Linked DNA regions of Homo sapiens: region 2 is linked to region 1. The links are chromatin contacts, found by Hi-C or POLR2A ChIA-PET in ENCODE. All regions are on one chromosome and are shown on one strand. Each heading gives the region's core, a stretch centred on a gene start or an enhancer-like site at or near the end of the contact. The rest is flanking DNA. Distances are from core to core; before and after follow the strand shown.

Region 1 (6,686 bases), core at 1,866-4,365:
CATTGAGCTGAGGTAAAGGACAGCAAGGAATAGAGGAGAAGGTGGGTGGGACACTGAAAAATAGCCTCAGGAAGGGGAAGGGAGGTGAGGAGAAACCTCAGGTGGATGCCATCAGCACTTATTCACCAAAACCATGGTTCTTTCTCAGATCTGGGGCTTCGGTGGGATTTGAGTCTTTGAGGCTACCACAAAGGACCTGTTGAGTTGTGACAATCTGTTACTAGTTTCCACCTAAGACAGTTTCGGGCTTCACCTGTCTACTCATCACAACTTCAGTGCTCTAGTTGTGGCAGTAATCAATACTGCCTGGTGATACTTTCAAAATTGCATCTTTGCCTTAGACAACCTTTCTGAGGAAGCAGTGCTGGGAGAAGGAACTCCAAGATCGTCTTTTCATGGAGACAGAGTTGAACCCTGATGCTCCTCTTTCTAAGTTATGATGTAGAAGGTCTTTGAAAAATTTACAGACACATTTTTACAGAACAGATACACTTATTTAATTGCTTGGAAATCTATATATCAAATATGAAAGAAACTGGTCGTTATGTTTAGAAACACTATGTGGTTAGAAATGCATCGTGGAAAGCAGAATGTCCTGTTTCCATATTTCCCAAAACTTTCTTAGTGCCCATCAATGGAGGAATAGATAAAGAAAATGTGTTATATATGCGCTATAGACTATAGAATATTATTTAGCCATAAAAAATGAAATCCTCTCATTTGCAACAACATGGATGAAACTAGAGGTCATTATGTTAAGAGAAATAAGCCAGGCACAGAAAGACAAATATTGCATGTTCTCACTCATATGTGGGAGTTTAAAAAGTTGATGTCATGGTGACAGCAAAATGATAGTTATCCAAGGCTAGAAAGGATGTGTGGAGGTGGGATGAAGATAGGTTGATCAATGGGTACATAGTTAGATAGAAGGTATAAGTTCTAACGTTCGATAGAAGAGTAGGGTGACAATGGCTAACTATGTACATTTCAAAATAGCTGGAAGAGAGGACTTGAAATATTCCCAACACATAGAAATGATCACTGCTGTAGGTGATGGATACCCTAAATACACTGACTTGGTCATTACGCCTTCTATGAATGTAACAAAATATCACATATACCCCATAGATATGTACAAAAATATGTATTAATATAAAATTAACAAGAGGGATTATCTCAGAAAAAAAGAAACATTGTTTCCTCTAATAATCTTAAGTCTGTATTGATGTGACACTTTATACTTCATAATAATAGTGCCTATTATTTTTACCAAGATTGGAGAATACAATGGAAGCTATGATCTGTTGACTTTCTCTGGATTAAAAACTGAGATTTCATACATAAAATAAGTGACCAATAAGAGCCAGATAATAAATAATATGGAAAGATGGTTTACTGTTAACTAGTGAAGATTATCTACATCCTTTATAAATCAGGGGTTTTAGATAAGTCCTTTCATATTTTGTGCTTTGAGTTATAATTTTTCTTCTTCATTGTTCATGAGGGAAAAATCAGCTCCTATATTAATATCAGTACATTTAGAAATGGGACCTAAGAGAAAGATTAATATACTTATACAATGTTGAATTTATAATTTGATTATCTGACATTATTGTACTATCCATTACTACCTACAATAAAAATATAGGTTGAACCATATAAAATTGTCATTGTTGTTAGTCAAATAATGGTTGGCTATATTAGTAAGTGTTATCCACTAATTCCAAAGGAAGACTGCAGGAAAACATAGATCAGCTATGTGGTTGGTAAGTGAAACTGTCATTTTGCAATCTATTTGACTTTAAAACTATATGCTGATTCATTGTTATGCAAACTGATCACAAAGAAAAAAAGACCTTAGTGTATCTCAGTTTCTATGGTTTCCTTGGTGGGACATCAGGAGAAAAAAACCTTGCTTACTCAACATCGAATTAAAATGCTAACAAAATACTTTGCATACTAACTGTCAATAAACAGAGCAGCATATCTCTTTAATCAGTGCCTTACGTGCTCTTTTTTCAGCAGATCCCCGAATTCATTATCACCCTTGAAGGATCTGTACTTAGGGGTTCTGGAGTCTGGGACCTTGCTGAACAGACATGAACAGACCTTGAAGAAGAAAAGAGGCACAGTAGGGAAAGAATACTCACCACAATCCCTGTAGGATTTTCCCAGTGAAGCTTGAGAGTTATTACCCAAGGTTTTCTGAACACTAACAGATAGTACAATCTTGATTTTCTATAAATCTCAGTAAGTCCCCAAGACACAGTGCTGTTCTGACCTCTGCATATTTTTTATTGTTCTTTTGAACTCAGTGGCTGTCATGCCAACTTTCTAAATAAAATATTCTTCTCAAAACCTTTAATGGGCTTTCAACTGTGTAATCCATGCATGATAATATGCCTCATTTATAAAAATTTTCATTTAAATATATTACTTTTATGCTCTTTGTCATTTATACTTATTTTTCATAACCATAATAATTCACTCTGGGAAATTTTTATGGTCTGATAATGATGAATCAGAGTTGTTAGGGCACCTAACACTCATATTCTTAACAACTGCTAAGGTGTGTCCTTATTAGACTGTAATGTTCACACCGTTGTGTTTTATTACCTAAGTAGTGAAGTAAAAAATTGTGCATAACGCAACTGGACAGCTTCATAGGTCTTAGGCAGTGAAGCTCTGAAGATGAACATTTCTAAGCTTAGGACATTTTTATTCTATTTTCAGAAAAAAAAATGTTCTCATAGGGACAAATACCAACTTAGTGACTAAACGAGAAGAAAATGTTCTACAAACAGAGATAGAATGAATGAATTCCAGGGCTGCTTATCATATCCTAAGTCTGTGGCTTTTAGCTAGCATTGAAGATGGAATAAATGTGACAACTGGTAAAAAGAGAGGATAATTTTGAAAAATGGAGATTTAAAATTGGCTATTGCTTTCCCCCAAAACATTAAAAATATGAATACATATTGGCAGCTCGCTGGGTTTACACTGGGTCAGATCAGCACTGAGGTCTGAGATGTAAAGATTATTTCCCAACCACAGGAAGTTAAGAGCCAAGTGGTTAGATTTCCTGAAGCAACCGCAGTAAAATAGAACCACCTCTATGGGCAATTGGCACATTATGATAAGGTTGCAAGGAAAGGATTACTGTGCCAGGTAAAATAAACACTGTGGGAAAGTAATTTAAGCCAAAATTGGAGAGCTGTGTAGTCCTTTCCAGCAACATGAAGCATAAGAGTGTTTTCTGCACAGAAAGAGAGACGTGTGGATGCACAGTGCTGGGTGGTGTGTGGTGAGAAGGGCAGGTGGTAGAAGATGAGGGGTTTGCACAGGTACTTTGCTAAATATTTTACTTTTAATATGCCCTTTAATTCTAACAGCGATTCTGTAAAATAGAATCACATTGCCTCCATTTGCACAAGGGAAACAGGCTTAAATTCTTCACATCATCCCTAACACTAGAATAGTAGATTGAGTTCAAATTCCCAGATGCCAGAGGTTTAGTCCTTAAACACTAACTTGAATCAAGAAAGCTCTCCTGTGACAATTAAACAAACATTTTTTTTCCTTGCTGCAGGGCTGCAAACCTGTAGGGTTTTCTTGCTGCAGGTCAGAAGCTCTGTAAAGAGCTGACTAGTAAACATTTTAGGACTTGAAGCTACATATGGTCTTTCCATTTGTAAATTCAAGTTGTAAATTATCCTCCTTTTCCTCCTTCTCCTCTTTTTTCTTCTTTTAGTCTGTAAAAACCATTTTTAGTTCATGAGATATACAAATATAGGCCATAGGTTACTTTTGGCTTGGGGTTTTACTTTGCCAATCGGAAGGATATCCTGGAAGAGCTTTGAGTAGAGGAGAGAAAGGATATAAATTCTATAATACTTTTATAAAATCTAATACTTTTATATAATAACCAACCATGCTTTAAATATGAAATTCTTAATAAAATATGTCTATGCCAATTACACATTTTTGAGACCAGTTGCTTTTAATTTCCAAACCTGTTTAGTTAGATTTATTTTTCCATATTTTTGGGTTTGACGCATAGCGACTAATTTTCTGGATCCATGTAATAAGAATTGAGATCTTGTCCACCTCCAGGCTCTGTTCTCATCTGAGGAGGTGGAGTGAGAGTTGAAGCAATAAATAGAAAAGACAGGAGCTCTAATGTCATGGACTCCACATGCTAGAGCCACTTTGTTCAGTAGCTACTTGTGGATATTTATATTTAAGTCAGCAACCCAAAAATGCCAATAGGCACAAACAGAAACTGGGAGGAAGGAGGGAGATATGAGACAGCATGATTACCTCCCCACTGCCAGGTCTGAAGGTCTCTACCCAGCCTTTCTTATTCTCTTTAACTTTCACAGTTTTCTGAGGCTCATTTTAGTTTTAAGTTTGCCCAGTAATTTATATAGAAATTCATTGTGTGATGACGGAGAAGTAAATGATCCTCTGAAATGCATATTCTTTTTTATTTTTAATTATATTTACTTTATTTCTTTAAAATATTATTAATATATAGATTCAGACTAATATATAGATTCAGGGTACATGTGCAGGGTTGTTATACGGATATATCGCATAATGGTGAGGTTTGGGTTCTGTTGTACCCATCATCTGAATAGTGAATATTTTTCCCAATAGGTAAATTTTCAACCCTCATTACCTTCATCTGTATGTCCATTTGTACCTATTGTTTAACTACCACTTATAGGTGAGAACATGCGGTATTTGATTTTCTGTTTCTGAGTTAATTCACTTAGAATATTGGCCTTCAGCTCCATCCAGGTTGCAGCAAAGGACATGATATCCTTCTTTTGTGTGGCTGCGGAGTATTCCATGATGTATATATTTCACATTTGATTTATCCAGTTATCCATTGATGGACATGAATCCATGACTTCACTATTGTGAATAGTGCCACTACAAGCATATGAGTATAGGTCATATGTGTCTTTATTATATAATGATTTATTTTCCTGTGAGTAGATATTCAGAAGTGGGATTGCTGGGTCAAATTATCTATCAATTTTTTAAAATTAATATCATCTTAAAGACATTGTCATTATGAAATTCTATATTAAATATGAGATATATCTAAGAATAATAAGATACAACTGAAATTAATTGAGTAATCTATTTTACTATGATTTTGTTTTATTTTAGGTGCTGCATGTTAGACAACTTTTTTGATAGTATAGTTCACAAAAATTTTATAGGAAGTAAAGCATAGTTTTCCTTCCATACTTTACTTCCTATAAAATATATTTATTCCTCGTATATACCATACAAGGAATATACCTCGTATATTCCATGCATGGAATATTCCTCGTATATTCCATGCATGGAATATTCCTCGTATATTCCATGCAAGGAATATTCCTCGTATATTCCATGCAAGGAATATTCCTCGTATATTCCATGCAAGGAATATTCCTCGTATATTCCATGCAAGGAATATTCCTCGTATATTCCATGCATGGAATATTCCTCGTATATTCCATGCAAGGAATATTCCTTGTATATACAATAACTTCTTATTCTTAAAATGATATCTTTAAAAAGTACCTTGATATTCTGATCTATGTAAACTGTATATTTTTCTCATGGTTAAACTTCAATCATACTACCTGCAACCTTGAAAATTGACCTAAATGTATTTTGTAGCAAATACACTCAATAAATTTTTACTAAATGAATACGTGTTGTTTTATTTAATTGATTTTTCCAATTAGTAAGGCAAAGGTAAGTGCACCAACATTTACCTTTACTGAGCCCACTACCCGTAAGCTTATATAAGTTGTCTCACTTTAACAGTTTTTGTAACTGAATTTCATCATGGAGATGAAGTATGAGGTCTTGCAGACAAGTTGCTATGAAATCTACATCAGTATGGCACATCAGTCGATTTCATATATCCTTACAAATGACTTCTGATCCCCTTCTTTGTGTCTGTTTTTATCTGTTCCTTATAAGTATCGCTTGAAACAATTAGTCGTCTGATGTCCTTAGGTTTCCAAACATTCACATTAAGCTCTTGTAAACCTTTACAGAGTACAAAATCAATGTTGAGACTTTTTCGGGATTATTTTGTCTGCTTCTTTTAAGTGTGCTGTTGAATGTGCCTCAAATAATTTCAGTGCATGTGTGACGAGAACAGGCTAAATCACAGACTGAGTCTAGAGAGCTGATTATTAGTAAACCCTAAACAGGAAGCTGGGATAAAAGGCTAAGTAATTAGAAAATCAGACAAGTATGAAGATCTAAGACAAACATTCTGAGAATGTAAACAACTTGATCAGGAAAAGAAAAAGAAAAGAAAGAAAAGGCATATGCAAAAAAAAAAAAAAAAAAAAAAAAATTAAAAGCCCAGAAGTGTAGACAGATTAATTGGCTTCACAAAGAAAAAGAAATCACACAGCTGTCATATTCACTCAAGACATAAAAAATGATGTGTGGATCTATGATAGAAAAAAAAGCATAAAAGCAATGGAAAGTGTCTATGTGTCCGTACCATTCTTTCAAATTGCATGGCTTAGACATAATCATACCAATTTAAAACAAGTGCCAGTTACAGCTCTGGAAAGTGACTATTTGGAGATCTCCATCACCCTTAGGTGACATATTCACAGCTTCTAGATAGGACATTATGTTGAGGGACTTATCATAAA
Region 2 (6,686 bases), core at 1,299-3,798, 94 kb before region 1:
TTTGGAGAAACCCTAAGTCATAATGAAAGAAATGTCTCAAATTTCCTATAGTAGACATCGATTATAATCACTTCTTGCAATTTTTAGTAGGATCTCCAATTGATAAAATTTTTCTGACTTGAATTCATCACCTTTTCGTTGGTAGTTTCACACAGATAAATTAAGAAAGAAAATTATTAAACCTATTTTGAAATATTTTTAAAAAGAAAGTTTACAAATTATGAATTTTGGCTATTGTCTTACTCAACAGCCAAAAAAATATGCTAAATGTAAGAACAGAATTTTAAAAATTAGCTTATATAAATAAATATTTTTGTCTTTACCATACTTCATATCAAAAGAGGATTCTTCAATTTTTGATTAATTAAAGGGAGGCAGAGGCTCTAAATAAATACCTTCTTTCCAAAAGACTTATAAAATAATTCTTATATTTTAAAAGCAGTTAGATTATCTATATTAGTATATTAGATAGGCTATATTGGATGAATTTAACTATAAACTTGCTTTTTGTGTCTACGAATTTTTTTTCAATTTTTCAGAGTAGGTCTGACAAAAAGAATTTCATAACAACATGGATGACAATTTTTGTAGTTAGTTATTTTAAAACCTTAAACTTTATTAATATTCTGTTATTTTCACCATAGTTTATATATAAGAATTCAACAGTGATTACAAATTTTCCCAGATTTGAATAATGCTGTGTTCTACTTCTCAATATTTTTAAGAAAAAAGCAAAAAAGTTTTTTAAAACAAATTATGACATAGGTAGTTTAGAGTGATTAAAAGAAAATACGACTGCTCTTAAGACAATTATTTAATCAACTATTTTTGACTCTTTAGTCATTACAAGTGTGGACTTATTTTTTTTAATTATCTTCTGTTTCCTGAATAGAACAGATCTAGTAAAAACAAACAAATAAACAAACGATTACCCCGGAATTTAGAGTATGCAGAGTAATTTATTTATGCATATGTAATTTATCAAAGTATTTAAAACCATTATCAAATACGACTTTTGACTTTGTCTTACTTATAAATATATGATGGCATATAAATAAAGTCTACTGTGTACACTGTCATATTATAGACATAATTAGTATTGGAGTTTTGACACACGTGGTATAAATAATTTAGACATAAAATTTTGAGAAATTTGAAAGCCATGTCTTTCCTTTAATATACAGAAAGATATACTCATGAAAGAGAGATAATATTAAAATCACCAAAAAATAAAAATGGAATAATATATAAAGGAAAAGTTGTGGTAACAAGGAATTGAAAGATAATCACAAGGATTAACTTTCAGGTGGCTGATGAAATGTGTAACATCATTGGAAAGAAAAGTGTACTAATAGTGCAGTCTTGACCTTTTCAAAGAATTCTACTATCAATGGAAAATCTCTCTCTTATATGGCAAATATTGGATTTTCTCACTGTAAATGACATTTGCCAATAAAGGAACATTAAAAAGTAATAAAAAAATAGTCTCCTGTTCAGTTAACATTGAAATGGAATTTGTAAAACTTAGGGAAAAGTTTTATTGAAGACCTATTTTTAAATGTCTTTTCTGGTTTCCCAGCTCTAAAGTTACCCTCATTCATATTCACCAGAATTTAAACACAAGAATTTTCACATCACATGCACTATTCACACTGAACACTGAAATGTAATGAATGCACTAGCGTTAAATGAACTGTTGTTATATTGTATATAGAAGGATTTTATTTAAATATACATAATATTTTGAATAACAAATTGAACTTGAAATTGAATTTCTAACACTAAAATTTTTATTTGTGTCTCTTATGGTGAATTTGGGGACAAGGAATTGTCCTGTATTGTTCTTGATCTGAGGATTGATCCTGGTTTTTTATTTCACTTTCCACAGAGTTTTCTTCAAACCATGATCTGTGAGTTTTCAGAAGTATGCTCTATTTCTTCAGTTTCACATTTATTAGTAGCCTTTTTGCAACAAATTCTTATTCTTAAGGGGGAAAATTAAAATAAACAGATACATTGCAAATAAACTTCAAAAGACTCATCATTCCTTTTCCAATTTTTGTTTTCTTCTTGAAGTACTTCTAAATATCCTCATCTCCTTAATTCTCAGCCTCTAAATGTATTGTCTGCTTCCTCTAAGTGGTGGCCACATAAATTATCTGAAAGTGCTGTTTCTGCAAGATGGAAGAAACATTTCCTCCCTCGGGAGAATAAAATCCTGACCACACTTTCATAAACACTGTGAAAGGTTTACTCATTGAACAACTTGTTTCTAGTTATTTCTATGCCTTGGGAATTCCCAAAGACCACTCCAATTTTCAGGACAAGGTTTTCAGGTATAAACTATTTTTTCCCTCTGTGGGTGCCGTATACTATTCAGGACATTGGCTGTATTCTTCCACAGCTGTTCGGTAGCTCTTCAATCACACGGAGAAAGAAAATTCTATCATGACCTAAATGAGTCAGCGTGGAATATTTTCTCATTTTCAAAACCATGTGACCTCGCCGGCTTCCAGACTGATTCCATGAGTCATTTTCTGAACAGACACACAGAGGTATGGCCCTGAGTCAGACAGTAATCTTAGAGCCTGATCAAGTCTCAATATTTAGGACAGGCTAACAGCTTTCTCTTTAAGACACAGATTATGAAGTAAAAAATATTATTACCTTAAGTAAACTGATGAGTGATAACAAGAGGAAGCAGAGAGTGTACACATAATCTAAGGGCAGCAGTGAGTTCCAGCAGCAAAGACTGAGGGGTAAATTAGGAACTCCACAAAGTGTCCTCATGAATACATGTTAATGTAACAATATAAGTCGGATGCTATTCCTAAAGCATTATTCATATATTTATTATAGCAAACCAAACTAGATATGTAAGAAAAGGCAAGTCCCACTGTATTAGTCCATTCTCACATTGTTATAAAGAAATACCCAAGACTGGGTAATTTATAAAGGAAGGAGGTTTAATTGACTCACAATTCCACATTGCTGGGGAAGCCTCAGGAAAATTACAATTACAGTGGAAGGTACCTCTTCACAGGGCAGCTGGAGAGAGAAAGAATGCAAGAGGGGAAATGTCAGATGCTTATAAAACCATCAGATCTTTGATGCTGGCATTTCACTATCACAAGAACAGCACGAGGGAAATTGCCCTCATAATCCAATTACCTCCACCAACTCCTGCCCTTGACACACCGGGATTACAAATCAAGATGAGATTTGGGTGGGGACAAAGACCCAAACCATATCATTCTGCCCCTGACCGCTCCAAAATCTCATGTCCTCACATTTCCAAACACAGTTATGCATTTCCAACAATCCCCCAAAATCTTAACTCATTCCAGCATTAACTCAAAACTCCACAGTCTAAATTCTCATCTGAGACAAGGCAAGTCCCTTCTGCCTATGATCCTGTAAAATCAAAAGCAAGTTTGTTACTAAATACAATGGCGGTACAGGAATTGGGTAAATACATCCATTCCAAATGGGATAAATTGGCCAAAATAAAGGGCTACAGGCCCCATACAAGTCCAAAATCCAATAAGGCAGTCATTTAACATTAAAGTCCCGAAATGATCTTCTTTGACTCCATGTCTCACACCTACGCAACGCTGATGCAAGAGGCGGGCTCCCATGGTTTTGAGCAGCTCCACCCCGTGACTTTGCAGGGTAGAGCCCCGCCCCTGGCTGCTTTCAAGGGCTGGCATGAGGCGTCCTTGGCTTTTCCAGGTGCATGCCGCAAGCTGTTGGTAGATCTACCATTCTGGGGTCTGGAGGACAGTGGCCCTCTTCTCACAGCTCCACCAGGCAGTGCCCCAGTGGAGACTCTGTGTGGGGGCTTCAACCCCCCATTTCCCCTCTGCACTGTCCTAGCAGACATTCTCCATGAGGGCACCACCCCTGCAGCAAACTTCCGCCTACAAATCCTCTGAAACCTAGGCAGAGATTCCCAAAGCTCAATTCTTGACTTCTGCGCACCCACAGGCCCAAGGCCACGTGTAAGCTGCCAAGGTTTTGGCCTTGTGCTCTCTGAAACAATGGCTAGAGCCCTACCTTGGCCCCTTTTAGCCATGACTGGAGCTGAAGCAGCTGGGATACAGGGCACCATGTCCCAAGGCTGCACAGAACAGGCAGGACCTGGGCCTGGCCCAGTAAACCATTTTTCTCTCCTAGGCCCCCAGGGCTGTGATGGGAGAGGCTGCTATGAAGGTCTCTGACATGCTCTGGATAAATTTTTTCCATTGTCTTGGTGATTAACATTCAGTTCCCTGTTATTTATGCAAATTTCTAATGCCTTCCCAGAAAGTGGGTTTTTCTTTTCTTTTCCTTTCCTTTTTTTTTTTTTTTTTTTTTTTGAGACAGAATCTCTCTCACCCAGGCTGGAGTGTAGTGGTGCAATCTCAGCTCACTGCAACCTCTGCCTCCCAGGTTCAAGCGATTCTCCTGCCTCAGCCTCCTGAGCAGCTGGTACTACAGGCCTGTGCAACTTCACCTGGTTAATGTTTGTATTTTTAGTAGGGGTTTCACCATGTTGGCCAGGATGGTCTGGCTCTCCTGACCTCGTGATCAACCCACCTCGGCCTCCCAGAATCCTGGGATTACAGGCGTGAGTCACCGTATCCGGCCAGGTTCTCCCCTCCCCTCGTCTCCCCCCTCCCCTCCTCTCCCCCCTCCCCTCCCCTCCCGTCCCATCCCCTCCCCGCCTTTTCTTTTTTGGCAGAGTCTTGCTCTGTCTCCCAGGCTGGAGAGGAGGGGCGCAATCTCAGCTCACTGCAAGCTCCACCCCCTGGGTTCACACCAATTCCCCTGCCTCAGCCTCCCGAGTAGCTGGGACTACAGGTTTTTCTTTTCTATCACATCATCAAGCTGCAAATTTTCCAAACTTTTTTGCTCTACTTCCTTTTGACGTTTTGCTGCTTAAATTTTTTTTTTCCACCAGATATCCTAAATCATCTCTCTCAAGTTCAAACTTCCACAGATCTCTAGGACAGAGTCAAAATGCTGCTAATCTCTTTGCTAAAGCATAGCAAGAGTGACCTTTATTCCAGCTTCTAACAAGTTCTTCATCTCCATCTGAGACCACCTCGGCCTGGACTTTACTGTTCATATCACCATCAGCATTTTGGTCAAAGCCATTTGATAAGTTTCCAGGAAGTTCCAAACTTTTCCACATATCTGTTCTGAGCCCTCCAAACTCTTTCAGCCTCTGCCTGCTACCAAGTTCCAAAGTCGCTTCCACTTTTTTGGGTATCTTTACAGCAGCACCCCACTCTCTGTGGTACCAATTTACTGTATTAGTTTGTTTTCACACTGCCATGAAAAAAATACCCAAGACTGGGTAATTTATAAAGGAGAGAGGTTTAATTGAGTCACAGTTCCATATTGCTGGGGAAGCCTCAGGAAACTTACAATCATGGCGGAAGGCATCTCTTCCTGCCATGGCAGGATGGAGTGAGTGCAAGCAGGGGAAATGACAGATGCGTGTAAACCATCAGACCTCATAAGACTCCCTCATTATCACAAGAACAGCATGGGGGAACCCAGCCCCTTGATGTAATTACCTCCACCTTGTCCTACCCTTGACATGTGAGGATTATGGGTATTGCAATTCAAGATGAGATCTGGGTGGAGACACAGAGCGAAACCATATTACCCACACTGAATATTAGCTGACATTGGAGATGAAAAAGAGGCTTTGGGGGAGGAAACTGCATTTCAAGAAGCAAATGTGTTAAGAATGCTAAAATCTTCAGATTGTCGTTACCACAAACTCTGCATGGAAAAAATATCATATAGAAATAAGGCCAGAGTAGGGAGAGTCTTATTGACTGTAGTCTGGAAGGTGTCTGAAAAGCAAAAATCCCTGATTCGATCCAATTAGTGTTAGAAAACTAAAATGCAGTTGGGTATAATTGATTTGTTCCTGTAATATGCTACATAGTCTGTATTTCACCTAAATAATACAGATATTACAGATAGTTCACGGAATGTTTAAACCCTATTTTCACTAATTTAGGAAGCCTATTTGTTAAATAAGCAGACTGTCTGGAAGAGCAGGCTACATCAATACAGATCGACCTTCTTGCATAAACTCTATTTGAAAGTTAAAGATCCATTTGCAGCTTTTGGGAGGATAGTAAATTGTTCAGAAGGAGAAATGGAGTCTAATATAAGTGCTCTGTTTATTTAGGGAAAACGCTTGATTAGGCTTCTCCAAAGTATAATTGAAATAGATCGTACTAAATGAGACATAGTGAATAATATTTCACAGGCAGCAGGATTTCCTAATAGCAGTTATTAAGTATGTTCTCAATAATAAAATAGCACTTCAGAAGCTCATCTCCATTTTAAATATTATTGTAAGTATATTTACATGGATTTTAAATACCTATTAGGCTAAATAAATATTTATTTAAAAATCTTACTTTCTGGGAGCAGGGTGTAAAAAAAAAAAATCTTAGTTTTTGTTAGCATTTTCAATGGTCTAATGAGTTAGTATTCATTAAAGCTTAGGTGAATTTGCAATTAAAATCCTTGTAATTTTTATTAGCTTTTGGTTAAACTGTTTCCATTTAGTACAGAATGCATTAAACTGTCCTTCCACCTAAGTCTTAGAAGAATCAACACAAAATGTAAATAATGTCCTCCAACAAAATTTGGTCAGTGCAATTACCTTAAGTTTA

The links. A loop is a pair of places that touch in the nucleus more often than their neighbours do. ChIA-PET counts read pairs that join two places held with the same protein, here RNA polymerase II (POLR2A). Pooled maps may share reads with other maps.
Region 2: a loop to region 1 is called in a map of endothelial cell of umbilical vein, with 5 times the contacts of the local background. The contact joins two enhancer-like sites. A Hi-C loop is called at or near these places in 6 of 168 maps with a recorded cell type or tissue (IMR-90, aorta, ascending aorta and 3 more) and 10 of 50 pooled maps. POLR2A ChIA-PET finds 5 or more read pairs at or near these places in 2 of 52 experiments (MCF 10A and endothelial cell of umbilical vein).

The regions. Positions count from the first base shown.
Region 1 is chr18:67,262,245-67,268,930 of GRCh38, reverse strand. No RefSeq gene overlaps it. Among named protein-coding and RNA genes, the nearest start is that of MIR5011, 180 kb to the right of the region's middle. Within about 2 kb of position 3,115, at least 6 of the 41 ENCODE cell types and tissues checked have a DNase peak (open chromatin) inside an H3K27ac peak, as active enhancers do; they include endothelial cell of umbilical vein and mammary epithelial cell, where a contact is called at or near this core.
Region 2 is chr18:67,356,158-67,362,843 of GRCh38, reverse strand. No RefSeq gene overlaps it. Among named protein-coding and RNA genes, the nearest start is that of DSEL-AS1, 160 kb to the left of the region's middle. Within about 2 kb of position 2,548, at least 17 of the 41 ENCODE cell types and tissues checked have a DNase peak (open chromatin) inside an H3K27ac peak, as active enhancers do; they include endothelial cell of umbilical vein and mammary epithelial cell, where a contact is called at or near this core.